4 separate regions of the Homo sapiens genome follow, and regions 2, 3 and 4 are each linked to region 1. Evidence: chromatin contacts called from ENCODE Hi-C or POLR2A ChIA-PET data. All regions are on one chromosome and are shown on one strand. The core of a region is the stretch at or near the end of the contact, and the rest is flanking DNA. Distances in the headings are between cores, read along the strand shown. Region 1 overlaps FIRRE (firre intergenic repeating RNA element). Region 2 holds the start of SLC25A14 (solute carrier family 25 member 14). Region 3 holds the start of ELF4 (E74 like ETS transcription factor 4). Region 4 overlaps HS6ST2 (heparan sulfate 6-O-sulfotransferase 2).

Evidence for each region. A loop is a pair of places that touch in the nucleus more often than their neighbours do. ChIA-PET counts read pairs that join two places held with the same protein, here RNA polymerase II (POLR2A). Pooled maps may share reads with other maps.
Region 2: a map of naive thymus-derived CD4-positive, alpha-beta T cell shows a loop between it and region 1 (9-fold over the local background). The contact joins the promoter of SLC25A14 here to the enhancer-like site in region 1. A Hi-C loop is called at or near these places in 1 of 168 maps with a recorded cell type or tissue (naive thymus-derived CD4-positive, alpha-beta T cell), 1 of 37 single-sample maps with no recorded cell type and 9 of 50 pooled maps.
Region 3: a loop to region 1 is called in a pooled map, with 9 times the contacts of the local background. The contact joins the promoter of ELF4 here to the enhancer-like site in region 1. A Hi-C loop is called at or near these places in 3 of 50 pooled maps.
Region 4: a loop to region 1 is called in a map of naive thymus-derived CD4-positive, alpha-beta T cell, with 5 times the contacts of the local background. The contact joins two enhancer-like sites. A Hi-C loop is called at or near these places in 1 of 168 maps with a recorded cell type or tissue (naive thymus-derived CD4-positive, alpha-beta T cell). POLR2A ChIA-PET finds 5 or more read pairs at or near these places in 1 of 52 experiments (K562).

What each region holds. Positions count from the first base shown.
Region 1 is chrX:131,811,904-131,819,259 of GRCh38, reverse strand. All of the region lies in intron 2 of FIRRE (firre intergenic repeating RNA element), which reads left to right. Among named protein-coding and RNA genes, the nearest start is that of FIRRE, 15 kb to the left of the region's middle. RefSeq lists a silencer at 1,626-1,685 and enhancers at 2,125-2,419, 5,930-6,199. Within about 2 kb of position 5,984, at least 17 of the 41 ENCODE cell types and tissues checked have a DNase peak (open chromatin) inside an H3K27ac peak, as active enhancers do.
Region 2 is chrX:130,335,056-130,342,685 of GRCh38, reverse strand. SLC25A14 (solute carrier family 25 member 14) reads right to left here and starts at 2,767. Exons shown (of 11, transcript NM_001282195.2): 1 at 2,710-2,767; 2 at 2,333-2,579. The coding sequence starts at 2,407. RefSeq lists a silencer at 2,540-2,749 and an enhancer at 2,562-3,135.
Region 3 is chrX:130,105,419-130,112,189 of GRCh38, reverse strand. It overlaps ELF4 (E74 like ETS transcription factor 4), which reads left to right and starts at 1,693. Exons shown (of 9, transcript NM_001421.4): 1 at 1,693-1,865. It also overlaps a transcript of RAB33A not described here. RefSeq lists silencers at 962-1,081, 1,152-1,201, 1,212-1,261, 1,512-1,661, 1,742-1,811.
Region 4 is chrX:132,853,050-132,860,428 of GRCh38, reverse strand. All of the region lies in intron 2 of HS6ST2 (heparan sulfate 6-O-sulfotransferase 2), which reads left to right. Among named protein-coding and RNA genes, the nearest start is that of HS6ST2, 100 kb to the left of the region's middle. Within about 2 kb of position 2,233, at least 3 of the 41 ENCODE cell types and tissues checked have a DNase peak (open chromatin) inside an H3K27ac peak, as active enhancers do.

The DNA of each region.
Region 1 (7,356 bases), core at 4,735-7,234:
AAGTGTTTCAATATCGGAGGAATGTCAGAGATGGCATAATGTTGTTTGTAAAGTATTGTACAAATAACTGATGTTGAAAAATGTGTTCATGTATAATTTTGACTTAAAATCTTTAAAAACTGTATCTATCTATCTCTCTATCCATCCATCCATCCTTGTGGTATATAGGCAGAATACTAAGATGATTCCATCTCCCTGTATAATTCCTTAAGTATGAGTGGGACCTGTGAATATGATAGATTATCACTTCTCTGATTCCTTTATATTATATGGCAAAAATGATAGGGTCTCAAAAGGGAGATTACCCTGGGGGGGCCTGATCTAATCAGGACAGGAAAAGAGGGCCTGGTGGTCTGAGATCTTCTCTTTTGCTAGCCTCAAAGAAGTAAGCAATTATGAGTTCTATAGCTGCAACAAAATGAATTCTGCCAACAACCACATGAGCTTCCCAGAGGATCTTGAGCCTCAGATGAGTCCCCAGCCCTAACCGACACCTTGATCGCAGCCTTGAGCTGAGTACCTACCTGAACTATGCCCAGACTCCTGACTCACAGAAACTGAGATAAAAAAAATGTATGTCGTTTTAAGCTATTAAGTTTGAAGTAATTTGTTACATAGCAAGAGATAATAAATACAATGCTTACACACAGGGAAGAAAAAAAAAAAAGAAAACCTAGTAAGGACTGAAAGTTTGTGTTACCTCGAAATTCATATGTGAAAGTCTTAACCCACAGTGCGATGGTATTTGGAAATGAGACTTTTGGGAAGTAGTTAGGTTTAGATGAGGTCATAAGGGTGGAGCCTGCATTATGATTAGTGCCCCTATAAGGAGATGAAGGGACAGAGGTTTCTCACTTTGCCTTGTGAGCAACAGGAAGATGTCCATCTGCACACCTGGAAGAGGACCCTAGCCAGGAACTGAATTGGCTGCCACCATGATCTTGGGCTTCCCAGCCTCCAGAACTGTAAGAAATACATATAGTTTGTTTAAAAATCTATGATGCTTTTATGGCAGCCCTCCCTGACTAAAACATCTAGAATCAAGTATGGAGAAATATTAAAACTGGTTTCCTCTAAGAAAATAATGTAGGAGATTCAGTTTACAAACTTTAAAGAACGTATATTGACTATTGTTTTGTTAAGGAAAATAAAATAGTAAAATGCAAACCTGTGAATTCAGTGTAATGACATAAGTGAAAAAGGAGTGTGTGTGTGTTTGTGTGTGTGTGTGTGTGTTTGGACTTCCACATTTAGCATTGTAAGAAGTGTATTGATAATTACAAAGACAAATTGGTCACATGACAGATGTACTGAATAACTATATGTTTTTAAGTGTATGAAAAAATAGATACACCAAAGTGCAAAGAAAAGTTACATCTGAAAACTGGTTTTAGATAAGAACTCACCTTTTTGTTTAATACATTTCTTCATTAAGAGTTTCCTAAGAACAGGCTAGGCCCAGTGGTTCATGCCTGTAAATCCAGCACTTTGGGAGGCTGAGGTGGGAGGATCACTTGAGGTCAGGAGTTCAAGACCAGCCTGGCCAACATGGTAAAACCCCATCTCTACTAAAAACACAAAAATTAGTCAGGCGTGGTGGCGGGTTCCTGTAGTCACAGCTACTTGGGAGGCTGAAGCATGAGAATCGCTTGGACCCAGGAAGTGGAGTTTGCAGTGAGCCGAGATTGCACCACTGCACTGCAGCCTGGGAGACAGAGTGAAAGACTCCGTCTCGAAAATAAATAAATAAATATAAAGGTACATTTGGTATGTCACATATGACATGTCAAACCAATGAGAGCTATATAGGCTATAAGAAAATAATCTCAGGAATTCGGCCAAATAACAGCCTTCCACCAAACAAAAAGATTAGTGTCTGCTACAAAATGGAGGAAGATTCCCTGGTAACCTAGAAAGCTGCGTCAAGGACCATGATGCCAGGTGACTAGAGATGACCTTTTCCAGGCCTGGAACTTACGGCGTTTTCTTCTCCCATTTCATCCTGGAATCCTGAGTCTTGTTCAACTTTAAGAAGTCAACTTAATAAATTGAGAAAATGCTGAAGAACTAATGTTGAGAGAAGAAGAGCTGAACTGTGAAGCCAAAGATCTGGTGGAAATTTAATGCTGGAAAACGGAAGAGCCTGACCAGGGCGGGGTGGTTAAGGACTCATTTTGATTTAAGATGGAAATAGAAAGCAAAAGCACAGTGGTGTGAACAAGTTTCCTCAAACTGGGCAAGAATTGAAACAGTTTTGTTTCCATGTGCTTTTGTCTTTTGTTGGCGTTTTTTCATACTCGATGGGCGGGAGAAGAGGCCCTGGGGACAGGGCTGGTTGACATTTCTGGAGCACTACTGCCATCGTGAGGAAATCAGTTGATGAAAATCCAAGCCATGAACAATTCCTCCCAAAAAACCAGGATGTCAAGGAAGGTTGCACCTGTGGGGAAGTTGGGACGGCTTCTGGCCTCAAGCGTGATGTCCTTGCCTTCATCTCTCAGACCTTCTAGAATCTGTGGACAAAGGTGTGATATAGTTGTAGAAGTGGCCAGAACTGACCGGGGAGTAGGCAGGAAATTCATGCATAGGAAGTCCTGGAGGTGGGGCTTTTGTGTCCTCCCAGTACAGGAAGAACTAGAGGAAGCAGTTTACTGCTAAGTGCAGGGCTTCTGATCATTTGCCTCCTGCCCCTGCTCCTTGTTGTAGAGGCAGACAGTCTGGGACACAGTCCTCTAGCACACTGGGGCCTGGGATATGAGCCCCATTTGGCAGTAGTGTTGGAGCTCAGAGTACAGGGGGAAAATTCCCACTATTTATTGTAGAGCATATATTGAAGAATGCATTCAGAGCTGAGAGGCAATAGATAACTGACAAGAAGGGTCAATAACTCTCAGGAGTGTCTTGGAGACATGTGGTAAAGCATCCCTTAATGATCCCAGATGTCTTGTGAAGGTGAGAGGTCATTGCTGATCTCCTGATCTCACTTAAAACAGCCGAAAGAGAAGGCCTGAACTAGATGGGTTAGCGTGCCTGCCTTGGAGCTGCATTTTGACTAGGTCGTATGTTTGAAGTAGGGTAGACAAATGTGTTGAGACAGAACTGTGGATGGCACTAGCAGTGGCCTCAGCTCAGGAATTCCTCAGGCTCAAGAATGTTGTGCTCACCTCACCTGGCTATACTTAATAGAGGCTAACAGGCCTGATTGCCGATGGAAACAATTTCATTGTTTCAGGCATAATAAAAATAACAGCAAAAACAGGAAACTACAAGCAATTGTTTGTCAGTATTTACTGCCCTTCAACCATTGACATCCATTACAGATCATTAGCTATTCCAAGATGAAAAGTTAAAGAGAAACAATTCAGCAAGGAAAGAGAAAAGGAACCAGGCACAAACTTCGCAGAAGAAAAAGGCCATGGAACAACAAAGTCCATTGGCAGAGGTTCTCAAATTCACCAATACTCAAGTAAATTACAGTATGACAAAGTCTCAACCATTCCCCACCTCTTCAAAATATCCCTAAGTAAGTTACTGAACATGAAACCACTGATAACACCTAGTTTGTGTGAACATTTGTAGAATTGGACAAGTTCCCGTGAGGTGGGAAGCATTGTCAATTGGTTTAACTATTTGGTGGGCAATATGTGTGCATCACTTAACCTTTCACATGAGCACACTCTTTGTCCAGAGTCAAGGTCACATTCCCATAGGAGACAGGAGTGCAGAGATGAGTAGGTTCATTCAGCTTTCCTCTGCAATGTCAGAGAGTGGGGAGGAGCAAAGGGCCTATTCTCTAGTAGATTGACTCCACATGTTTCAGCTATACCAGGTAGTCCTCTTAAGTCCTTGAAAAGACTGAATTCCATTCTCAGTGTCCACATCAGTAAAGATATTCCACCTCTTTGATTAGGGGTTAAAGCAAATTATTGACTCTTTGGGATCAAACCATCCTAGTTTACTAATACAAGAAAACAAGCCAAGTGCGGTGGCTCACACCTGTAATCCCAGCACTTTGGGAGGCTGAGGCAGGCAGATCACGAGTTCAGGAGACCGAGACTATCCTGGCTAACATGGTGAAACCCCGTCTCTACTAAAAATACAAAAAATTAGCTGTGCATGGTGGCGGGTGCCTGTAGTCCCAGCTACTCGGGAGGCTGAGGCAGAAGAATGGCGTGAACCTGGAAGGCGGAGCTTGCAGTGAGTCGAGATCCCGCCGCTGCACTCCAGCCTGGGCGACAAAGCAAGACTCCGTCTCAAAAAAAAAAAAAAAAAAAAAGAGAAAACAAAGGAAAAAATAAAGTCTATCTCTCTCTACTTATTCCATGTATGACTACTGTAAGTTGAGTGCATATATATGAATTCTAAAGAATGAATTTGCAGTCTTCTAACGAAGATACTCATTGTGTCTACCTTCCTGGAGTAATTATTTTAAGGCCATGCCCTCAAGTATTAACGTTATACATGTCTCCACGTTTGAAATAGTAACAAGCAAAGTTTACATTGGAAATCAAGAAACAAAGGTATACCTTTCAGGTTTTAAAATAGCCTTCAGTGTAAGAATCAGTTTCTCTGAAAATTATACATTGCTCTGTTTACATATGGAAATTTTAAAAAATCACTTTTTATGGTGAAGAAAACAAAAATCTTTGGGCAAATTTATAAGTAACACAAAATCCAACCATCCGAAGGATATTTAATGACCCATGCGGTGGCCTTATAATAAAAGGGAAAAGGAAAAGGAAAAATTTCAAAACCCAAGGAGATCTGCAAACTATGGGGAAGCCTAAAGTCATACCAACAAACCCATGAGTGTCACACATACACGTACTCATGCAAATATTCAAATGGAATAGATTTAGAAGAGAGCAGAAGAAAGAATATCAAAATACTCATGCTTGTTTTCATGGACTGCTCAGCATTTTCTCTAAAGGATCATGTACAGAGATCATCCCTGGTACGAAAGAGTGGTACTAAAGAGGCAAGTTTTCTGGGGGTCCTGATGTACTCAACTCCCTGAAGGATATCTTGTCAGGCCTACAAGGAATCTTCATCAGAAAAAGGCTAAGGAGCAGGCACAGAGAACAATACTTGCTAATCTTAATGAACAGTTAGATCCTGAGCCTTAAAAGCCTCATCTTCCTTAGAAGAAAGCTAAAGAAACCATTTCTGTCCCATTAAGAGAGATGAAATGAGAGCAGATCCCTCCACGTGGGTATGCCTTCACAATGGACCCTAGAAAAAAATGCTGCAAAGCCACTACAGCTGTTAACTCCTGGGCTCAGAGAATACCTCCAGGCCTTCTGGTTGTGTATATCTGCACTCTTATTGATGTTCTGGAATTTATTGACTTGGCACAGTGACACATGCTCCTTTTCCTCAGATCCTTCTTGCTCTAGGCAACAGAGGCACCAGACTTTTGGTGTCCCTGAGACCTCCAGCTGCTGTTAGATGCCACCTCGAATGAGATTCATTTCCCCCTCCTCACATTCTAACGTTGCTAACATTGGGGCCCATACCCCAAAGTACAGGGATATCTTGTGCCAGCCCAAATGTCTCATGGTCTAAGGGGCAGGGTCAGGAGACCAATGCCCAGAAGCTGTGTGTAGACTGTAGTTTTTCCATAGTCCTGCCCACAGTGAGAGGAAACCAAAGCCCTGCATCAGTCCTGGTACCTTACTTAGCAGCTTCTTCACTGAGATTTTGCCTTTGTCCAGACTGAACTCCTGGAAAGCCTAAGAGTTGAAGTTGAGAAGGCCCATCTTGGGGTCAGGCCCTGTTGAACCTTTGAATTTGCTACATCTTTCTTAACTGCTAGATAGGAGGGAAGTTCAAACCCGAAGCTTTTGCTTTTGTCAAACTACTTCCTCGCGATGGCAGTATGGGCCCAGAAAAGCCAACTAACCCTGCCCCCAGGCCTTCTTCTCCCTCCCATTCCATCTGAAAAAAACCACCACTAACAGGCAAAGCCACCAGGAAATATGGCTACCTTGTGTCTTGCCCAGTTTGAAGAAACTTGCTCACACCGCTGCGCTTTTGCTTTTGCTTTCCATATACAATCAAACTGAAGCCTAAAACCACCCACTCTCATTAGGCATCTTTTCTTTTCAGTAATTCAGTTTCCTCTACTACAGCTTCATAGATCTCCTCATCGGTCACCATTAGATATGCAGGATTTTCCCCATTTTCAAGTTTTCTGATACAAGGTTCAAGTCCCAAGGAGTCCGTGCATGAGGAAAAGATATTGCTGGAACTCCAAAGCTTGTATGAGGCTTGGCTATCTGTCTCCATCAGACGTTGTGGTCTTTGACCTGGCTCATTTCCCAGGCTCTTATGGCGTACTCCATTTTCTGGCTCACATATTTTAGAAAGTAACCAAAATGGCATCCTTCTTTTTAAATGTCTTTCCAGATGGAGAACTCACTAATAAATATTTCAGTTGCTCAAACTTGATGTTCAAAATAAATACTCATATTTAGCTATTATCATTTAAAGACATCAGAGTTAAGCTGTTCCATAGGTTTTGAACTAATATGTTAAAACATTATCAACTTTATCGTATGACCTTTTCTTACACTTTTATATTTTTATGCCTCATATATTCATGTTTTAATTTTCACATACACGATGCTTTGAATGAATAAAGAAACAACACATTTTAAATAATTAATTGGGCAGTTAGGTAGAGAATGTACATTGTGTATCCTCCTTAGATAATTGTATAATTTATTGTCCAAGTTGGACAACTGTGTGAACCGTGACTTCCTAAGGCACACTGAAAGGAATGTTCACCCTATTTATCATTCCACAGTCTTGAGACAAACACTGATCACATCTTTATGCTTTATTTACCTAAATATATTGATAATTTTTTTTTTTTGAGATGGAGTTTCGCTCTTGTTGCCCAGGCTGGAGTGCAATGGCACAATCTCAGCTCACCGCAACCTCCGCCTCCCAGGTTCAAGCGATTCTCCTGCCTCAGCCTCCCTAGTAGCTGGGATTACAGGCATGTGCCACCACACTCGGCTAATTTCGTATTTTTTTTTAGTAGAGATGGGGTTTCCCCATGTTGGTCAGGCTGGTCTCAAACTCCCGACCTTAGATGATCTGCCCGTCTCGGCCTCCCAAAGTGCTGGGATTACAGGCATGAGCCACCGTGCCCGGCCTTTTTTTTCTATTTTTGAGACAGAGCCTTGCTCTGCCACCCAGGCTAGAGAGCAGTGACGCAATTTCGGCTCACTGCAACCTCTTGCTTCCTGGGTTCAAGTGATTCTCCTGCCTCAGCCTCCCAAGTAGCTGGGATTACAGGCGTGTGCCACCGTGACCAGCTAATTTTTATATTTTTAGTAGAGACGGAGT
Region 2 (7,630 bases), core at 1,518-4,017, 1.5 Mb after region 1:
CCCTACCCCCATCTGATAGTAAAATCTCTTTCACTCCAATGTTAGGAAAAAATCTTATGAAGAAATCCTGGATCATATTTGATTAGATCTGTTTTTAGACACTCCCTCCTCATATTGAGCCAAAAGTCTGTCTTCCTCTAATTTGTACCCAGTCTTTGGAGGTAATATTCAACAAATGCATTCTTTTTTCCCTAGGCAAGCCCTTCAAATATTTAAAGACAGCTATGATGTTCTCTTACATCTCATGTTTCTTGAGCTAAATATCCATGATCTTTCTCTTCATTTGACACATTATACTTCAATTACTAGAGCTTAAAATTGCACTCACTTTTTTGGGAGCCACATCACACTATCAAATCATTAAACTGTCAGCTGAAACCTCCAAGTCTTTTACATAAAGTTGTCTACATGCATGCGTGTTGTGTCACACCTATTCTACAGGTGTGCAATATTTTTTGAACCTTCTTTTATCCCTTCTATATCTTAATCTCAGGCATAAAAATAATGACTAGGATGAGGGTCAACTTCAAGATGTCCAATGTTATTTCCTCTCTTAACTAAGTAAGATCCCCAAGGGAAGATACTATATCTCACAGTACTTTTTATAACCCCCATTATAGCTTGCATAGAATTGAATACATATCCATTCAATACTTAGTTGGTTTTGCAGTGTGACATCCTTTACCTATGTATGCAGCCTGTATATAAAAGATTGCAGAGGAAACAAGGAAGGTAACTTGCTGGACCTGGCCAATGCTACACACCCTGTGTATGACACTATCTTGATCCCCAGATATTCTCTGCCTGCGAACCCTGTTCCCTTGCTTTTGTTCCAAGGAATTACTTATGTAAAATACCCCAAGCCCTCTAAAAATTATTTTAACTTGTAGGGGCTAACCCCAAATATGCGTAAAAGTAGTCATATCTAAGGTAAAATAAAAATATAGTACCCTAAATATTTTTACTGTATAAAGAAACCAATGAAAATTGTCTTCAAAATGCCAACATTTATTCTGAAGATCTGACTTCGGAGAATTTGATAGACTAATGAGTGAAAGTAAGAATGTCCTACAATACAAGTTACATTGCCCTATACTACTCCCAAGATCTGGTCAGGAAACTCTGGGTGCCTCTCCTGCTTTCTCCTTTAAGAAAGAGTAGAAATTAGAGATTCTCAGATTCAGAAGGTAACAATGGAGAGCCAAGCAGATATTTATTGAAGGCATGCTAAATGCCCAAACCTGCAATGCACTTTGGGTATAATCATATTTGAAAAACACAGATATTCGTTCTAGCACCAAGACAATATTTACCACTCAACCTGTCTTTTCTGAATAACCAATGAGATGGGACAGAGAAAAAAGTACGAAATACAGTACTTGCCTTTCAAGAGCTTATAATCTGGTGGAAGAAATCAAAGTAGTGCGTTAGAGAAAAATTAAGTACTAAACTGTGTAGTACAAACTTTAAGAGCAAGAGGAGCATAGAAAAGACTACAACCAGCATGGGATTGACTAATTTGAAAATTGCCGAGGTGAGAGAACCTAAATTGAACCTTGAGAGACGGTAGGTACAACCTGGTTAGGTGCAGGTAAGGGAGAGGGGCAGGGAAGAGAGAATGAACAGAAACACAAATGTGGGAACAAGCACAGCATGTAGAAGCAGGCATCAGTATGGTTTGTGCCAAGAAGAAAGGAACCTAACTGGAACAGAGAATTCCCTTGTTGACTGAAACAGTATCAGACAAGAAGTGTGATAAGGAGCATGTTATGTTGAAAGGCTTGAAACCAAGGGGTGGGGGTAGGGGGTGTAGGAGGGGGCTGCATGTTTTGTGTGTGTGTGTTTAACAACGAAGTGACTTGAGGAAATCCACCACATTTTAGCCTATTAGGGCTGCAGCAAACACAGTGGATTACATTACAAACGGGAGAGGCAGGGAGACTAGCTTAGGATGGTGCAAAGTACAGCAGACAAAGATGCTTGTTGGCACTGAGGTTAGAGATAGACTTCCCCAATGAAGACACAAAGAACTCGATGATGTAGGGAATGAAGACGAGGGAAGAGTTCATGATAACGCTAGGCATCTCTAGGCTGGGGGGAAAAACAACAACAACAAGGAATCACTGACAGGAAACCATAAATGTCCCTGCTGTTATCCTGTCTGAGAAACTAATTCATGTTGATAACAGCTGTCATGCCAATCAAGTAACTGAACTGCATTTTAATAGATGCCTTCAATGCCTTGACCTCAGGAGTGACAGGGGGTAGAAACCGAAGGGGAGCATCTTTCAACAGTATCCCTTACACTAATACAATGGAGGTGTTTGCTTACTCCGCTTACAATCACGGCCGCCGTTGCAAACTTCACCCTTAGAAAAATTAGGATTATTCCGGGAAAGATACCCATTCACCCTCTGGGTAGCAGGATCTTGCCAGTTCCTCAGCTGTCAGAGCGAGCTCGTGGAGAGAAGGGAGGCGCCTGAAGAAGGCGGCCTCCCAGGGGGGTCGAGGAAGCAGGGTTCAATCGAAGAAGTAAAACCACCGATGCCAGAAGAGTGAAAGACAGGGAAGGGACTCAGCTGAGGGGAGAGAGAGACCAGAGGACCGTTAAGCCCCTCCCAGGCCGGGAACCAGGCCAGCCCGGCCCCGCGCGGCCTGGCGCGGCCCAGCCCCGCTCCCCAGCCTGGAAGTCCAGGAGCTCCCCCTCACCTGCTCGGGCTCATCGGACGACTGGGAAGCTGAGGCTCCCACAGTCGGAAACGCCACTGCAGCGCCAACCCGGAAGCATTGAAACCAACGGAAGTAACCAAAGCGTTGCTTCGGCAACCGCGGCGCAGCCATTTCAACTCCGCCCCTTCCAAAACTAAAAACAAAGGCGCGAAATAAGAGGCGGAAGCGGCAGAGTTCTAAAGGCGAGGGTCGGAACCACTGCAGGCGCAGAAGCCTAGAGGGGCAACCGGACTTGCGGGAGGTGGAGGCAGGGCAGCTAAGGCGTGAGAATTTGGTAGCTTCCCCAGTTAACGTGCTCGCCAGAGGGGAAAGAGGTGTCGCCTCGTCACCGCGAAACCCACCCACCTGGCGCGTAGAAGGACTAGAAAAGGAAGGGGCCTCGCCCCGGTATCAGGGCTTGAGGAGTGGGTCAAGGGGAGTGGTGGGCGTAGTGCCCTGCGCGCTCAGTACGAAAAAGGCGGCAACGTGGAGGGGGTGGGGCAAAGGCTTCAAAACAAAAGTAGGAAAGTGAGACATAGGGGTGAGCCGAATTTAGTGAGGTGCCTGGGCTCAATGAGAAAATAAAGTTCAAGGCCAGGCGCGGTGGCTCACGCCTGTAATCTCAACACTTTGAGGGTCCGGGCGCATCACTTGATGCCAGGAGTTTTGAGACCAGCCTGGCCAACATGGTGAAATCCCGTCTCTAGTAAAAATGCAAAAAAATTAGCTGGGTGTGGTGGCACGCACCTGTGGTCCCAGCTACTCGGGAGGCTGAGGCAGGAGAGTCACTTGAACCCCGGAGGTGGAGGTTGCAGTGAGCTGAGATCACGCCACTGCCCTCTAGCCTGGGTGACAAAGCAAGACTCCATCCAAGAAAGGAGAGAAAGAGAGAGAGAGAGAAAGAGAAAGGAAGGAGGGAGGGAGAGAGAGAAAGAAAAGAGAAAGGGAGAGAAAGGAAGGGGGGGAGGGAAAGAAGGGAGGGAGGGACGGAGAATGATCCAGACAGCACCTACTGGACGTCAGACATTAACCAGTGAAAAATTACGGTCAGACCCCTTACTCGAAGCTCTTGCTTTAATCAGAAACTTCACTTAAGAAAGAGCAAGTTGGATACCAAAAAGGGGACCACAAAAAGCTAAACAGATGAGGCAGAAAAACACCAACGGGAAATCCCAGTTAATCCAAACCTCATAATCCACCAGAAGATGCCAAGAGTCCGACCCCCAGCTTCCGACTCTGGCCCCTCTGGCTGCTGGAAGGGGAAACCGCAAAGCCCCTGGGTGATTCCATTAGCCAATGTGCTATGACGTCCGATTTTTGAGCTATGACGTCCGATTTTTGAGCCTCTTAACAACGTTCCCTAATCACGCGAGAGTACGCAATAATAGGGTTTATTGCTTATGTGTTATAAGGAAAAGTCAGTGCAAGTTGGCCCTAAATGGTTATTTGTTGAATGAATAAATATTTGGAACTATGTTCTTCCAAAAGGATATTTCTCATTTTAGTTCACCTTGTTTTATTTTGTTGGGTTTTGTTTGTTTTTTTTTGGACAGAGTCTCACTTTGTGGTCCAGGCTGGAGTGCAGTGGTGCGATCTCGGCTCACTGCAACCTCCACCTCCCAGGTTCAAGCGATTCTCCTGCCTCAGCCTCCTGAGTAGCTGGGATTACAGGTGCCTGCTACCACACCCAGCTAATTTTTGTATTTTTAGTAGAGACGGGGTTTCGCCATGTTGGCCATGCTGATCGCCAACTCCTGGCCTCAGGTGATCCACCCGCCTTGGCCCCTCAAAGTGCTGGGATTAAAGGCGTGAGCCACCTCGTCTGGCCTGTGTTTTTGTTTGTTTGTTTTGTTTTCCACTTAAAAATTTCTCCAGGCAGCACACATGACGATAATATTAGCTGACATTGTGCAGTACCTACCATGTACCAAGGGTGATGCCAAGAGCTTTTTGTGTTCCTAACTACCCTATAAGACAGGTACTATTATTTTTCCCCTTTGACGGTTGAGAACACAGGCCATAAAAGGTTAGGAGAGTAATTTAGAAAATGGCAGAGCTGGGATTGCTCTTAACCACTATGCTATGTTGCTCTCATCTATACTATAGTTGGGAAGCCGAGGCAGGAACATCATTTGAGCCCAGGAGGTCGAGACCAGCCTGGGCAATATAAGGAAACACCCGCCTCTACCAAAAATTTAAAAATTAGCCACGACTGTAGTCGCAGTTACTCCGGAGGCTGAAGTGGGAGAATCACTTGAGACCGGGAGGTCAAGGCTGCAGTGAGCTGTGATCGCGCCACTGTGCTCCAGCCTCAAATTTTTTTTGGCTGGGCACAGGAGCTCACGCCTGTAATCCCAGCACTTTGGGAGGCCGAGACGGGTGGATCACCTGAGGTCATGAGTTCGAGATCAGCCTGGCCAACATGGTGAAACCCCGTCTCTACTAAATATACAAAAATTAACCAGGTGTGGTGGCGTACGCCTGTGATCCCAGCTACTCGGAAAGCTGAGGCAGGAGAATCGCTTGAACCTGGGAGGCGGAGGTTGCATTGAGCCGAGATTGCGCCACTGCACTCCAGCCTGGGCGACAAGAGTGAGACTCCATCCCCCCCACCCCCCAGAAAAAAGAAGTCACCATTAAGAAGAGTGAAAACGCAAGCCCCACAATGGTAGATTTTTAATCCATGTATCCTACAAAATTTCATATCCAGTATATGTAAAGAACTCCTAAAACAGTAATAAAATGATAGGCTACTCAAATTTTTAATGGGAAAAATGCTTGCGGGGCACTTCATAAGAGAGTATATCCAATAACCAATAAGCATATTAAAAAGTGTTCAACATTATTATTCATCAGGAAAATTAAAATTAAAATCACAATACACACCCACCAGCGTGGCCAAAGTTAAAAGGACTGAGGATTGGCAAGGATGTAAAGTATCTCAAATTCTCACATACTGCTAGTAGGAGTGTGTGTTAATTTTCTATGCTGCATTAAAAATTTGCCACAAATTCAGCAGCTTAGAACAACACACATGTACTGTCTCACAGTTTCTGTAGATCAAGAGTCCAGGCATGACTTCACTGGGTCCTGTGCTCTGGGATCTCACAAGGCTGCAATCAAGGTGTCGGCCAGACTTGTATTTTTATCTTAAGACTTGACTGAGTGAAAATCCACTTCCACGCTCACCCAGATTGTTGCAGAATTTATTTCCTTGCACCTGTAGCACTGAGGGCTTCAGTTTCTTTCTGGCTGTTGTCCAGAGGCCACTCTCAGCTGCTGAGGCTGCCCCTGTTTTCCTGCAACGTGACCCTTTCCACAGACAGCTCACAATATGGCCACTGGTTCTTCCGGGCCAGTAGGAGAATGAGAGCCTAAGATGTGATTTTATCAGTGCAGTGTACATTGGGACTATTAATTTCTTTGGTGAAGACTATATATAGTTTTCAACATTACAATAGCTTTACTATTTTTTCTGATTATAAAAAATACATAGTTATTATAAATCACTAAACTATACACAAAAGTGGAAGGAAGGTAGCAATTACCTGAAATCCAAACATCCACTGCTACTCTTGATAGTCAAAAGCCTCCTTCTAGTCCTCACCATGCATACACACATGCTTATCCTATAATTCTTGAGATAGGTGTGTTCATGTCATGTGCTTCTGGAGGGTGGCCTTATGTCCTTGTGTGCTGGAGTCAGTGGGCTGGCTATCCCTAACTTATGGTCCTCCTACATCGGGAAGCAGATTTTCTGCTTTTGTTTTCATAATAAGTAATACTCCCCCGCCTGGCCTCAATTTTAAAGTGATGCATCTTCATGGAGGGGAAAGGAAAACACAAAAGAAAAATTTTAAACACACACAAATAAAGATAAAAACACAAAAGAGGTTGGGCGCAGTGGCTCACACCTTTAATCCTAGCACTTTGGGAAGCTGAGGCAGGCCTGAGGTCAGGAGTTTGAGACCAGCCTGGCCAACATGGCGAAACCCCGTCTCTACTAAAAATACAAAAAATAGCCGAGCATGGTGGCACACGCCTGTGATCCCAGCTACTCAGGAGGCTGAGGCAGGAAAACCGCTTGAACTCGGGAGGCAGCAGTTGCAGTGAGCCAAGATCGAACCACTGCACTCCAGTCTGGGCAACAGAGTGAGACTCCGTCTCAAAAAAACAAACAGTACACACACACACACACACACACACACAAAAGTAAGTAAAATGTAAGCGTCATCCCCACTACCCAGATACCAGCATTAACATTTTTCCATCTTTTATATGTTTATGTAAATATTGCATGAACCTAGTCTTACCTATGCCTCCTTGCAGACCTCACTCACTCCTCCTTGCTGCTCCTGGAGAGCCACCTTCCCTCTCCATTTATCTTTCCTATCAGCTTCATATTCTTCCCAGGTTACCACAAAAAGAAAATCTTCTAACCCTGTGTCACCCTCTAGATTCTGCTTGATCTCCTTCCATTAATAGCCCTTTAAACATTGTTGTTTTTTTTTTTTTTTTTGAGACAGGGTCTATCTCTGTCACCCAGGCTGGAGAGCAATGGCACTATCATGGCTCACTGCAGCATCAACCTCCTGGGTCCGAGTAAGTCTCTACCTCAGCCTCCTGAGTGGCTGAGACCATAGCCATGCACCACCATACTCGACTAGGCTTTTATTTTTTATTTTGTAGAAACGGTGTCTCCCTATGTTGCCCAGGCTGGTCTCAAACTTCTGGGCTCAAGCGATCCCAATATTAATATTCTTTGGCTCATGCCTGTAATCCCAGAACTTTGGAAGGCCAAGGCGGGCAGATCACTTGAGTTAGTTGTTCAAGACTAGCCTGGCCAACATTGTGAAAATCCATCTCTACTAAAAATTAAAAAAAAAGTTAGCCAGGTGTGGTGGTGGGTGCCTGTAATCCC
Region 3 (6,771 bases), core at 444-2,943, 1.7 Mb after region 1:
CAGGGGCCGGCGCCCCAGTCCAGCCACAGGATCTTTCCTTGGGAACTTGTAATCTGCAGCTGCCTTTGTGGCCATCATCCACCACCACTCCTGTCCCCCAGTCCTGCGCCTGAGATGATCCTTTCCCAAGGCAGGAGAAGCAGGCCGATGCTGGAGGCTGAGTAGGTCCTTCAACCTCAAGCCCTTTAGAAGGCCCCATCCCCTGGGGCTCCTTCAGTCTTGATGCTTTCTGCCAAGGCTTAGGCCTTGCTGCCCCCACCCCCAAAAAGGCCACGTGGAACTATACAGAGTAACAATTCCCAGCGCACTCTCTCCAGAGCCTCCTATCAGCAGACCCACGTAGGCGGCGGTATTGATGTTGAGGCAGGTCAGAGAGGGCAAAGGGGAGATAGAAGGGGAGCGTGCCTGAGTGGCTTTCAAGTGGGCGCGTGGAGCAGAGCAGCCTGGCTTTGGACAGGGGAAGAAAGGTAGGCATGGGCTTTCTTCCAGCACCCGAACTCTGGCTCTCTTTGCACTTGCTGGGCCAGCCCCTCTCCCCCTAGCCCTTCCCCTGACTCATATCTTGCCAGCGTCCCCCACCCCAACTTCCCGCAGGAGTCCTAGACTCGACTTCCCTAAGAAGTCGCCGAAACTCTCCAGTCACCCCAGGTGTTACGCCCAGGATTCTGCGGAGTCGGGCATATGGTTCCAAAATTGTATCCTCTGGGCATCTCGCGGCCTCACCCGCCGCACGGCCCGCCCTCCCGCTGGGGCCTGCACACCCCAGGAGCTCAATAATGTGGAGCGCAGGGCTTGGCCCAAAGGCGTCAAGCAAGTCTCCACTTGCACGGGCCGAGGGGGCTGGACGAAACCTTCCCGAGTCCGCGGGGAAGGGATTTCTCTGCGGGGCGTTGTATGGGGGCTTCGCACCGGGAAGGGCGCGGAACGAGCAGAGAGCTCGGAGTCTCGCTGGCTAGAAGCAGAGTGGGGAGCGCCCGCCCGGGCCGCGGCGCACGACGCGGGCTCTGCGGGCGCCCTGCCTCGTGGTCCCCCGGGCGCGAGCGAGCCGCGAGGGGAATGAGAGGCCGCGCGGGCCCCTGGCACGGCTCCCCATGCCGTGCTGGCGACCGCGGCGGGCGGGCCGGGGCGGACGGGCGCTGTTTCCACCGAGATGCCTCGTCCCTCCCTCGTTCCCTCCCCCACCCCGCCCGCCCGCAGTCCCTCCCGTCGGTCCCTCCCTCCGGCTCTTCCCTCCCTCCCGCCCTGCCTCCTTCGCGCCCGCCCCATCCGCCGCCTGCGGGGACGTGTGTGTCTCTACTGCATTTCCCCTTTCGCTCGCTCGTTTCGGTGCATGTCTGCGCCGGTTCGCGCCCCCTCCCCGGGCGCCCCTGCCGCCCCGTGTCTTGGCCCGGCCCTCCCCGGCGTCCGCCCCGCTCCCCGCGCGCTCCACCCCGCCCCCCGCCCCGTTTTATCAGGGGCGCCGCCGTCTCACCTGGTATTTGCATCTCTCCCTCCAACTTGCCATTGGCGGCGCGAAGTGTGGGAGAGCCCTGCGCCTCGCCCGCCCGGACCAGCCTGCCCCGGCGCCGAGGTGAGTCACGGGCGCGGGGTGGCGGGGGCAGGCGGGCGGGGAAGAAGGGCGGGCGGGGAGGAGGGCGGGGGACGGCGGCCCCGGCGGCCGCGGGGACCGACCGGGCGCCGCGCTCAACTTCCACTTCTCCTTTCGCCGGCGCCGAGTTCCTGGCGCCGCTCGCCCGGCCCGGCTTCCGAGGGGAGAGGACGGGCTGGCGGGGCTGGGGACCCGCGTCTCGGCCCCCGGAGCGGGGACCACGGAGACAGACCCCGGCCCGGCGACCGAGCTGGGCCCGTGAGCCACTCGGCCTCAGGTACGTCGATGGCGCCGGTTCTTCGAGCCTTGGGGGACGTGGAAAAGTTTGCTTGAGGGCGGAATCGAGAGCGCCGGGGCCCCGGCGTGGGGCTGGGGGCCCAGGGAAGGGCGGGAGAGTCGCGGAGTGTCGCGAGCCGCCCTGGAGTCGCCCCGCCGCGCGTGTGATGGAGAACCCGGGCTCCCGATCCCGGGATGGAAGTGGAATGGATTCCCCGAGTCGGGGAGTCGGGGTAGGGGCCCCTGTTTTCCCTCGCCCCCGGCAGCCTGGGTTCCGTGACGGGGCCGATCATGACAGCGGGCCCCCAGAAGCTGGGCGCCCGAGGGCAGAGGAGGTGGGGCGGACCGCGGCGGAGCTGCTAGATGGATCCGACTGCCCCCGGGGCTTCTGGGGCCAGGGCTTTAGGGTCACACGCACACACGCGCACGCAGACCTATGATGTGGAGAACTGGATCGCCAAAATAGAGACCTCTTGGCAGGGGCCGGAGTTTCCGTGTGAGCCAGCCGCCAGCCTTCCCGCTCCCGCGTTCCCGCTCTCCCCGACTCTCCCGCCTCCGGGTTCCCTCCTGGGCCGCCGCCTAGGGGATTCAGCAGCCGCACCGTGCGGGGTCCCCTCACGCCAGCGCCTTGCTTTGGAGGCTTGAGGGACTGCTGAGGCGGTGACCGCTTTATGAATTCCTGGCTCCTCCACCGCACCCTAACCCTGACTCCCTTTTCTCACCACCGTATGCCTGCACATCACCTTCCTGACCAGAGTCACCTCCTGACCCCTTGGCACCTCGGCTCAGCGAGGTCCTCCTGGGCCGCCCCCGCCCCGCACCATACCCCAGCTGAGGGATTTGATGGCCATTTGATTCCTGCCCCTCATCCCTCGGCCTGTGATAGAGGCCTGTCTGGTCCTGCAGCCTCTTCTGGTTAATGTTTGACAGTTCATTGTGGCTAATTATTTTAATTAGCTCTTAAAGTGGGAAAGAACAGTTAACCTTGGACTTCTCGATTTTGGCCTGGTGGGGCCTCAAATGGGAGGAGTGCTGGGGAGGTGGGGAGGTAGGAGCGGAAGTGAGGTCACCACCCCAGGGCCTGAACCACCACTGCTCAGCCCCAACAGCTGGTGGGCACGCCCATTGGGGACTCACCCCCTGCCAGCTGACCCCTGGCCCGAGTGCCAGGTTGGAGGTGGGTGAAGGGAACAGTTCTAGCTCTTCCCTTTGGGGAGACTTTGGCACTGAAAATGCCCGGGGAACACATATGCCCAGCAAGAATGCCAGTCCTTCCTTGCAGTTAGTTACACTGGGTTTTCCTGGTTATAAAGTGCTTTCTCAACCATTAATTCAGATTCAGTGCATCCAGTACAGGAGCAGCGTAGGGGGAGCTCTCTGGAGTTCAGTGAAGATTATCAGGGAGGACTTCCTATCCCAGCCAGCTGGTGTGAGGAAGAGGCTACCTTGCATCTGGTTGTTTTTGGGGCTGGATTCAGAGCCTGGGATCTCTTGTTGGGGGCAGGGGTGGGGGGGACCATGAAGCAGGCTCCATGCTACCACCCTCACCCAGCCTCTTGCTGTGAGCCGAAGGAGTGGCTTGTTTGCAACTATGTCTGGCATTCCTCCCTGTGCTGCACTGTTTGCTCGGTGGTTGCTCAGGAACTGGCGCCCACCCCTGGACAACCTAGGGGCCCAAAATTCACTCTCCCTCACCTAGTGCTAAGTGGTGACACAGTGGCTTCTGTCTTCTCTGGCATATATTGGGATCTAAAATAGAGGGTGCTGTGGTCTGTCTCTAGGGGCCTGAGTGATAGCATGTCCAAAATGCCCCTCATCTTGCAAAAATCAGGCCCTGTGCCGCACAGACCCAGCTAGACACAGGCTGAGGAGTTTGCTTTCCTGGGGAAACCTCTGCTCTTCTGCTCTTAAGCTTGGCCTTCTTCCTTTCCACATCCCCTACCCCCGCAATGTAATTTTACATCCAGTTTTTGTTTTTGCGTTTAGAGTGTTGTTTTTTTTTTGGTTTTTGTTTTTTAATTCAGGGTCTCACTTTGTCACCCAGGCTGGAGTGCAGTGGCACAGTCACAGCTCACTGTAATCTTGAACTCCTTACCTCCAGTTCTTTTTTTTTTTTTGAGATGGAGTTTCACTCTTGTTGCCCAGGCTGGAGTGCAATGGCACGATCTTGGCTCGCCGCAACCTCCGCCTCCCAGGTTCAAGTGATTCTCCTGCCTCAGCCTCCCGAGTAGCTGGGATTACAGGCATGTACCACCACGCCCGGCTAATTTTGTATTTTTGGTAGAGACGGGGTTTCTCCGTGTTGGTCAGGCTGGCCTCGAACTCCTGACCTCAGGTGATCCACCCGCCTCCGCCTCCCAAAGTGCTGGATTATAGGCGTGAGCCACTGTGCCCAGCTACCTCCAGTTCTTAAAGCCTGGCTGTCTAGGTTGAAATCCCAGCATTGTTATTTACTAGCTATGTGATCCCAGTCAATTGTATGCCCCAGTTTCCTTATCTGTCACATGAGACCACTTTATAACACTTTGGTGAGGATCAAATACATGAATGAATACATATAAGATGCTTATTAGAACAGCACATGGCACACAGTAAGTGCTAGCTGCCCTTACGATATTGCCTAATGCAGCGCCTAAAACTCAGATTCAATTCAGCAAACACTTGCTCAGAGCCGGTCCTAGTACCAGACCCCAATGAAGTGGCAGTGAGGAAAACATGGATGTGAGGAAGACACCACCTGCCTTCCGGGATTGTGTGTACCTTTTCGTGTGGGCTGGAGTCAGAGCAGGTGTACAGGAAGGGGTCAGGGAGAGGGGATATGTCATCTATATAAATAATTGTAATTGGAAGCCAGGATCAAATTCCTGAGCCAGTGTGGGGGATCAAGCACCCTAGACTTGGGGGCTTCTCTTTGCCTGAAGACCCTGGCCAGATTCTGGTCTAGATGCACCTCCCACCCTCCCCACACACAGAGTCTTGCCCTAGGATTTGGGTGAATGAGAGGGAAAGGAACACTGGTTTTCTTTTCTTTTCTTTTCTTTTCTTTTTGAGATGGAGTCTTGCTCTGTCGCCCAGGCTGGAGTGCAGTGGCCCAATCTCGGTTCACTGCAAGCTCTGCCTCCCAGGCCCAAGCATTTCTCCCTGCCTTAGCCTTCTGAATAGCTAGGATTACAGGTGCCCACAACCTTCCCCAGCTAATTTTTGTATATTTTAGTAGAGACGGGGTTTCACCATGTTGGCCAGGCTGGTCTTGAACTATTGACCTCAGGTGATCCGCCCGTCTTGGCCTCCCAAAGTGCTGTGATTACAGGCGTGAGCCATTGCTCCTGGCTGGGACACTGGTTTCTGCATGAGCTACAGGTGGCAATCTTGCAGGATGTCATTTGTTGGGTTCCAGGGCAGGATGGCATTTCTTAGGGACACCCCCCAAACATCCCTATAGCCCCCTGCAGTGGAAGGGGTCATGTCTGCCATGCCCCCTGTCTCCCCAGGATCTCCCACCGAGCTGGGAAAGGCCCTGGGCAGCCTTCTGTCCTCAGGGTAGGGCCTGACCCCAACCCGGGCTTGGCATCTCTCCTGGATTTCTAAGCTGCAAAGAGGTTTCTGGCTTCTCTTCCAATTTATTCTTTTTGTGGTTCTCAGACTGAAAACTACTTCTGCAGGGGAGAAAGGAAACTCCTGCAAGGCACCCAGAATCCCATAGGCGCTTTCCTAGGGGTCAGGGGCTTTTCTCATCAACACCAACCTGCCTGCAAATCTCTGGCCGCTGAGCCTCGTGTGTCCTGTAATAGCAGCCACACTGCTAATGCCCTGTAGCTCGGGCCCCAGTGCTGGTTGCCAAGAAACTGCTGGTCGGGGTGCTTATGAGGGTTCTGACCTCATAGGGGCTGCTGAGTTTCAATTCAACAGACATTTATTAATACCTACTGTGTGCCCAACCGATGCTAGGCGCCGTGGGGGAGATGAGAGAAGGAGGCGCTGGGGAAGAGATGACTAAGACACTGAAACAATCAGAGGCGAGGACAAGCAGCCGGGCCAGTGGCTGGTCAGGTGCTAATTGTGCTTGTTGGAGCAGAGGCCAGCACGGCTGGGACTGGAGGTCAGCAGCAGCTGGAGGAGGGAGGGAAGGCTTTGTGAGGGATGCGGGCCTAGGCTAGACCTTGAAGGGGGGAGAGGGGGAAGCAAGGGGGAGATTTGGCTCAGCAGAAAAGGAAGAAAAGACGCCTTTCTCTCTATTCCCTGGCCACGAACTGACCTTCGAAGCCTGGATGATTGTTTGGCAAATGTGTGTCACATAAAAGACCAGGTCAGCTAGTGTGGGTGGCTCAGTGCAAACCCCTGTCTCCACTCCGGGAGATATAAACTGGCTGGCCAGCCTGCCACCCAAGCTGAGGGGATTTCGTTTGAAACCCCTCCCTTACCAGACACACACACACACACACACACACACACACACACACACACACACACAGGCCCCTGGGGAGTGGGAGAGATGGCAGGGGAGACGTAGGGCACTTAAATGACAGGAAAACTGACATGCCACTTGTGCTCATGGCAGTCTCAGGCTGGCTGGATCCCACCTTTTCCCCAGGGTTCTGGGATTTCTCTGGAAGCCCAGAGCTTCAGGTGGAGGAAAGAGATTTTCATAATTGTTCCCCACTCCACCATCTGGGAAATGAAGAATGTAGAGTTTCATGTGTTTCTGCCCAGACCGCTAAGGACTAGCCATATATTGCTTCCACTGATTCTGTGTCTCCCAAGGCTGGACATGGAGGAAGCTTGGCCCTGGTTGGGTTTAATTGGATAAAAAACTCCCGGACATCCCCCTGCCACATACACACACTCATCATTTTCCCTCTCTCACTGCCCTGCCTCCTCCCCAGCACATTTCAACACCAAAGGGACAT
Region 4 (7,379 bases), core at 984-3,483, 1.0 Mb before region 1:
GCACAAAGACTCTGTGTGGGCAGATTTAGCAGAGGTACTGAAAGTGAAAGGAGAGGCCATCTGGTAGAATGTGCTGTGGCAAATTAAACTGAGTTTTATGAACATGAAATACCAGAAGAAAATCCAAATGCCCTGGACTTGGAAAAAGCCCATCTGAGGCACCATAAAACCAATCAACTACAGACTGACAATATGCCACTCATAAGCTCAGATATGCCCATTACTAGGGACAGCATCATTCAAGCCAGATTTTGCAGAGCTCATTTGATGTGGATTTCCCGTAGGGGAAAAAATCAACAAATTACCCACCGTGTCCCCCACACATGCGCAGATGCCTGATACAGAGCTACTGTTTCAATAAATATGGTAAATGCATAATGATCTGGAAGGCATTGGTTTGGCTTCTCCTGCCTCACATTCATTAGTGAACTCTGACACCCAAACCAGACAACTAGACTTGGGTATGGATATAAGGAGCCATTTTTCCCTCCCTCCCTCCCTCCTTTCCCTGCTTGCCTTTCTCTTTTCCCTCCCAATTATTTTCATTCTTTCCTCTCCCCTCCCTCCATCTCTCCCTCCTTCTCTCCCTTCCTTCCCTCTGTCCCTCCCTCCCTCACTTCCTTCCTTCTTTCCTTCCTTTGTTTCTCTCTCCCTCCCTTCCTCCCTCCCTTCCTTCCTTTCTTTCTCGCTCCCTCCCTTCCTCCCTCCCTTCCTGCCTTCTTTTCTTCATTCTTTCTTTCCTGTCCCTCCCTCCCTCCCTCTTCCTCCCTTCCTTCCTTCCCTCCTTCCTCTGACTCTCTCCTTCCCTCCCTTTCTTTCCTCCCCTCCTCTTTTCTTTTCTTCTTTTCCTAAGCAGTTCATATCCCTATCCTTTAGCCTGTATGTCTGGAATTCTTTATAGTTCCACTACACTTGCCCCCTCATTTTGTCCTAATGTTCCTCCAATTCTCCATTTCCTCTTTATTTTTACTCTGGGGCTCTTTCGAGTGCATGTATCCTGCATATTCAGCTACTTCTGCTTTTCCTCACCTTTAATGCTTTGATTGCTTCCATTAGAGTGTTGATAATTCTGTCATGATCCTTGTCTGTATATAGTTCTTCCTTATATTTCAAGTCCCTTTATGATAGCTCTGCTACAAGTGTGTTTTCAATGGCACTGTAGTTCTGCTGTGGCTTTGGGGCTGCTTTGGTTTTCTTTGGAAGGAGATAGCTACATGGGTAGCTTGATTGAGGAAGGGCACAAAAGCAGTCTAAGTGTTTGAAGGACTGTCTCTGGGAAGAGGAGCTTAGCTATTCCCATGTGGCTAGAAAGGGCACAACAAATCCCACTGGGAGGTGTACTTAGACTCTGTAAAAGGAAGCACATTCTAATATAGCAGGTCAAAGACTGAATGGGCTATTTCCAGGGCCGACATATCTGGGTGTTCAGTTTGTGCATTGTACAAAGACACCTGGCCGAGAAAATGAATGGGAGCTGAAATGCAGCCCGTGCTTTGCTCACTAAGCCCTGTGCTCTGGAGTGAGGCCATGCCGACCTAGAAGAACGGGTGCCAAGATAAGTTACCTTTTGATATTCCACATAAAGACACCAGTATGTGCTAGTGGTAGCCCTAGCTATCCCAGGAGGGGATATTGTCTACTGTTGCAGAACAAGGGAGAGAATAGATGAACTTGTGTGCTAGAGGAAGTGCTTGCCTCTTCTCCACCATCTCCACATTTCCTGGATGTGCTTTGATTCTATTGCACTGCCAAACAATCCCTTTTTCTAAACTTGTCTGTGCCAATCTTGTGTCTTCTTATCTCACATATGCTAACAACATCCACATTAAGACTCTCAACTTCCCCGAGATGGATAGGTGCCATCACATACCGTGCTGGATTGAATTCTCATTTCAGAGAATACATCTTCTTTCTACTTTTCAATGAGGATCAGCATCCCATTCTTGCCCACCACCTAGTACTTTGTTAGGAACACAGGAGGTAAGGCAAACTGAAAGCACTTTGAAAACTGTGAAGAATTTTTTCATCAATATCATTAGACAAGATCCTGTTACACCAGGAAGTCAAGAGGCTTTACTGGCATTTAGTGCCTCTTGTTTCACCATCAAGATTCCCTGTCTACAACAGTTCATAGCTGAGTCTCTATTCATCAAACTTTCTGCAGGGTTGACATACACACCATTTATTTGGCTCTCAGTGTATAACATTTGGTGGTGAGTCACCCTTTCCTGTGTACATCTTGTTTACCCCAGATAGACTGTAAGCTCCTGGACCAATTCAGGAAACCACATACTGGTTTCCTGGTATGGAAAGGAAATGTTTTATTTCAGAAAGTCACTTCTCTCCATGAGCAAAGAACAGTGAGGGTCATTTTAAACTGTTGTAGCTGAATTCCAAATGGCAACTGAGATGGTCCCAAGATTTGGGCCATGTCAATTTAGGGAGTAGGTAATTAAAGGCAGTCCAACAATTTCACAAATTTATAGTTAGGTGCCATGCCGTGCACTGTCTTGGAATTCCTCACAAGGACATTGTGTAATGTATACTTTTTGAATTCAATTGAATTTATCCTTCCTTCCACCTTTCCTCCCTTCCTTCAACAAATATTCATTGAGACTGTACTATGTTTCAGTCTTTGTTCCAATGAACCTAAACAGACAAAAGTCTGTGCCGTCATGGAACTTTCTATTCTTGTCCAGATCTGCCATTTACTAGTTGTGTGTAGACTCAACCAAATCACTTCCTTCTCCGGACCAAGTGTGTTCTTCTGTGTACACTGAAGGTTTCACAGATGTTTCCATTTTTCCTTCCTATTATTTTTTCTTTAATCAACCTCCGTACTTTTAATTGCTTTCTTGGTTATCTATTTTTGCCTAATATCCAGTACTGTAAGGAAAATAACAAGGATGTACTTTTTCTTTTCTTTTTTTTTTCTTTTTTTTTTTGAGACAGAGTCTCACTCTGTCGCCCAGGCTGGAGTGCAGTGGCGTGATAACGGCTCACTGCAACCTCTGCCTCCTGGGTTCAAGCAATTCTCCTTCCTCAGCCTCCTGAGTAGCTGGGATTACAGGCGCCCGCCACCACACCCAGCTAATTTTTGTATTTTTAGTAGAGGCGGGGTTTCACCATGTTGGTCAGGTTGATCTCGAACCCTTGACCTCGTGATCCACCCGCCTTGGCCTCCCAAAGTGCTGGGATTACAGGCGTGAGCCACCGCGCCCGGCCGAGGATGCCCTTTTTCAATGGTTCACCTTTGGGTATTTTTATATCTATGTTTGCCTAGATCATTCCTTTGTTTTGATATCATCAATTTGTTTAGCCCAAAGATAATGGCTGTTGTATTTCCGTCTTGAGTGCCAAGCTCACAATGAGCTGTTACTCAGTTTTTGAAGTATTTTCTCCCATTATAACATCAACCTTCTTTCATTTATTTCCTTTAGTCCTCTGTCCTGAGAGCATCCCCCAGAGTTATAGCCTTGGATTCTCAAGCTGCAGGAGATTGCATGTTTAACCATGATAAATACTCAGGACAAAATTGAGCCTTTTTTTCTCTCATAATTTTATTTGTTTAAATCTTGACTGCTTATAGTAAATATCCTCTCAAAGATAATTTCATTTCCAAACAATTTGGTACCTGATCTGACGCAGCTTGAGTGTTTATTTTGGGGATGTTGTTTTTCTTTTTTAATGAGTTCCCCAAAATAGCTTTTATTGTTTTTACATCTTTCTTTTTTTTCCCCGGGCTATCAGAGGGATTGTAGTTAGCATTGCTGGAGGATTATTAGTTTATTAATAATAATTATCTCTTAAATTTCTTTTTTGGAAGCAGCATTTGGTCATTATTGAAAAAACAGAGCTTTTAAAAAATGGAATGACTTTAAGGAATCTGAAGAAAAGATAAATGTACTCCTGTATGATTTTTATAGTGTTTGCAATCCAGTGATCATTCTCACATTGTTTAAGTTTCAGTTTCAAGGTGCGTTGTCCCCCTTTATCTGTGGGGAATGTGTTCCAAGACCCCCGGCGGATGCCTGAAACCCTATATATACTATGTTCTTTCCTACACATACTTACCTATGATAAAGTTTAACTTATAAATTAGGCACAGTAAGATTAACAACGACAACAATAAAATAGAACAATTATAATAATATGCTGTAATAAAAATTATATGAATGTAGTCTTTTTCTCTCAGAATATCTTATACTGTGATCACGTATTTCCTGACTGTGAGTGACCATGGCTCACTGAAAATTGAAAGTGAAACCACAGATAAGGGTGGGGACTATGATAGTAAGGTAAGATTGGTATTAATATATTGTCTGAGCAAGGCAACTAAATGTGTTCCTTTTGGAATGCATACTGTTACAATTCAGGTTTAATTATTAAACAGCATTGGTCTAAGTGGATGAAGGTTCTGTTTTCGACCCATAATTTAACACATGTCAAGTTTAAATGTACACAGTAACTCAAAAAACGGCCTGCCTTTGGTTGTTGTTTCCAGGATACTGTGAGCATTGCAATTAGCAATAAGGAAAGCACTGACCAACTCCCGGAACCACATCTAGTTGCCTGGCATGGAAAGGAAATGCTTTTATTTTAGAAAGTCACTTCTCTGCATGAGCAAGGAACAGCGAGAGTCATTTTAAACTATTGTAGTTGAATTCCAAATGGCAACTGAGGTGGTCCCAAGATTTGGGCCATGCCAATGTAGGGAGTAGAGGATTAAACACAGTCCAACAGTTTTACAAATTTCTAGTTGGTGGGTGGCTGGGAACTGTTTATTATTGTTAATGTTACTGAAAAATCACTTGTTTCGTGTTAATACATCATCCCTTCTCCAGTCCTCCAGCCCCAGTGAATTTTGTGTTGATATAGCAATGTGTTCATAGTGCCACTTTACTGAATCAGTTGTTAAACAAATATTTGTGCCATACCTACTATTTTACAGACATTATGTCAGGCACTGGGGAATTTATGTTGGTGAATAAATAGACATGGTTCCTGCTCTCATGAAACTTAAAATCTGGTCTTTTTAAGCAAGCTATTTCACTTTTCTGAGAGTCAGTTTCATTATCTTAAAATAGGCATAATGCCTATCTGGAAGGATTGTGGTGAGAATAAAATGAGACTATGTCTATAAAGCACTGGTGTGATGTTTGGCACATAGAACATGGTAGAACCTCAACAAATGATGGCTCTTATAATCATTGTGAGTGCTGGAGAGCCCCAGTGCTGGTCTATGGATTGAAGAGCTATCGAAGAGGTTCTTGCTGAAGGTTCACCCCTTGGAGTATCTCTACTCAATCCACTGAGTGGGAAGATTTGAAGGTAACAGGCTACGGGGGTTGAACTTTTCCCACATGGACATTTTAAACTCAGTTCAAATACATTTGAATGAGAGAGCAAAGTACATTAAGCACAGAATTTCTAGAACTCACCTTGGGAAATTTAAAGCTGACCATTTTCTCTAGCATTTTGGAAATTATCAAAAGGCCAGACGGAATGCACAATTCACTTCTTGGCTGCCAGGAGTGAAGGAGAGAAGAGGTGAGGTTGAATGATTTGAAATTCAGTTCGTCTGTGTTAGAACAAGTCAAAACAATTCTAGCTGTTAATTTTAGTTAGTTGAGTCCAGAGTAAAGGTTTGTAAAGGGCATAAGAAAGCAACATTACTTTTTTCTCACAATGAGCACTTAAAAGATCTTTTAAAAGTGTTTCTGTAATGTAAAAGAAATAGTCTTACTGCAGTTTTTAAAAGCAGAAGGTTCCTTGTGTCTATTAAAATTATTTTAATTTATTGTCATATTACTGTAAATTGGAAAGGACCACAAATATATTATGCTTAACTTCCAGATTCAAGTGTCTTGCAATAAGTTAAACACATGTAATGGTTTATGCTCTTTAAAATGTTTTTGCACTTATTTTATTCTGCCCAGCAGGGCAGAGATTATTGTCTGAGTTTCATAGGTGAAGGCGTTGAAGTACAGATGCTTATCCAAGACCCTGCTGTTTGTTAGAAGCAGATACCAGGACAAGAAACACAGCTTTTCTTATTTCACAGCACTTGGCCATAGCAACTACTTTTTGCTGTTTTATTCACATTGACATGAATAGGTTAGTACCTGAATTCTTTAAGACAGATGAAAAGTAATTAAGTCTGAGTCTCCTCAAACAAGATATCCCTCTGAAAAGATGGATGTTGTAGGATCATGAAGATGGCAGTCTTTAAAAATCTCAGCAAGGAACAGCATTGTGACTAGCGATAGAGTAAAAGCTGTGAGAATTGCACAGATTCCAAAACGCTGTTAAGATGATCTGCTGGTCCTTTTTCCAAATGGGGAATATGGTGATATGGTTTTGGGGTATTTGTGCTTTATTTATTTATTTATTTTGAGACAGGGTCTCACTGTCACCTGAGCTGGAGTGCAGTGGTGTGATCACCACTGCACTGAAGGCTCACTGCAGCCTTCACCTCCACAGGCTCAGATAATCCTCCCACCTCAGCCTCCCGAGTAGTTTCGACTACCTGTGCATACCACCAGATCCAGCTAATTTTTGTATTTTTTGTAGAATCAGGGTTTTGTCATGTTGCCCAGGCTGGTCTCAATCTCCTGGGCTCAAGTGATCCTCCCACAGTGCTGGGATTATAGGCATGAGCCATCGTGCCTGGCCTATTTGTGCTTTTGATGTACATTAGTCCCTAACTGGCTCTTGAGCTTCTGCTTCATGCCTCCCACAGTGCCAACTCTAGGATTGTAAGCTCCCCACCCTGATTCACTTACAATCATAATGTAGGGCTTGATGTAAAACATGAGAAGACTTGATGTTTCTGGGTAACAATGGGTGCAGCTCTTGATTATTCATAGTCTGATTATCCTTACTGGGGAGTATCCTGTCTCATTTTACTTCTTGTTGTCTGAATGCCTACCTTTTACCTTTGTAAACTCCAGATTTAAAGTTTGTGTAGGGTGGGGTGCGGTGGCTGACGCCTGTAATCTCAGCACTTTGGGAGGCTGAGGCAGGAGGATCGCTTGAGCCCAGGAATTCAAGACAAGCCTGGGCAACAAAGCAAGAGACCATCTCTAAAAAAAAAGAAAAAAAAAAAAAAGCCAGGCACCCTAGCACACGCCTGTAGTCCCAGCTACTCAGGAAGCTGATTCAGGAGGATTGCTTGAGCCCAGGAGTTGGAGGTTGCAGTGAGCTATGATTGCATCACTGCACTCCAGTCTGGGTGACACAGCAGGAGACACTGTCTCAAAACAAGAACAAAAACAAATTTTGTTTAAAACTGAAAATGGGGGGATAGATGGAAACTATTTTACTTTTTATCTTAACAGCTTGTGCAGGTAGAACAGTTTAATGAGGAAGGAGCTGAC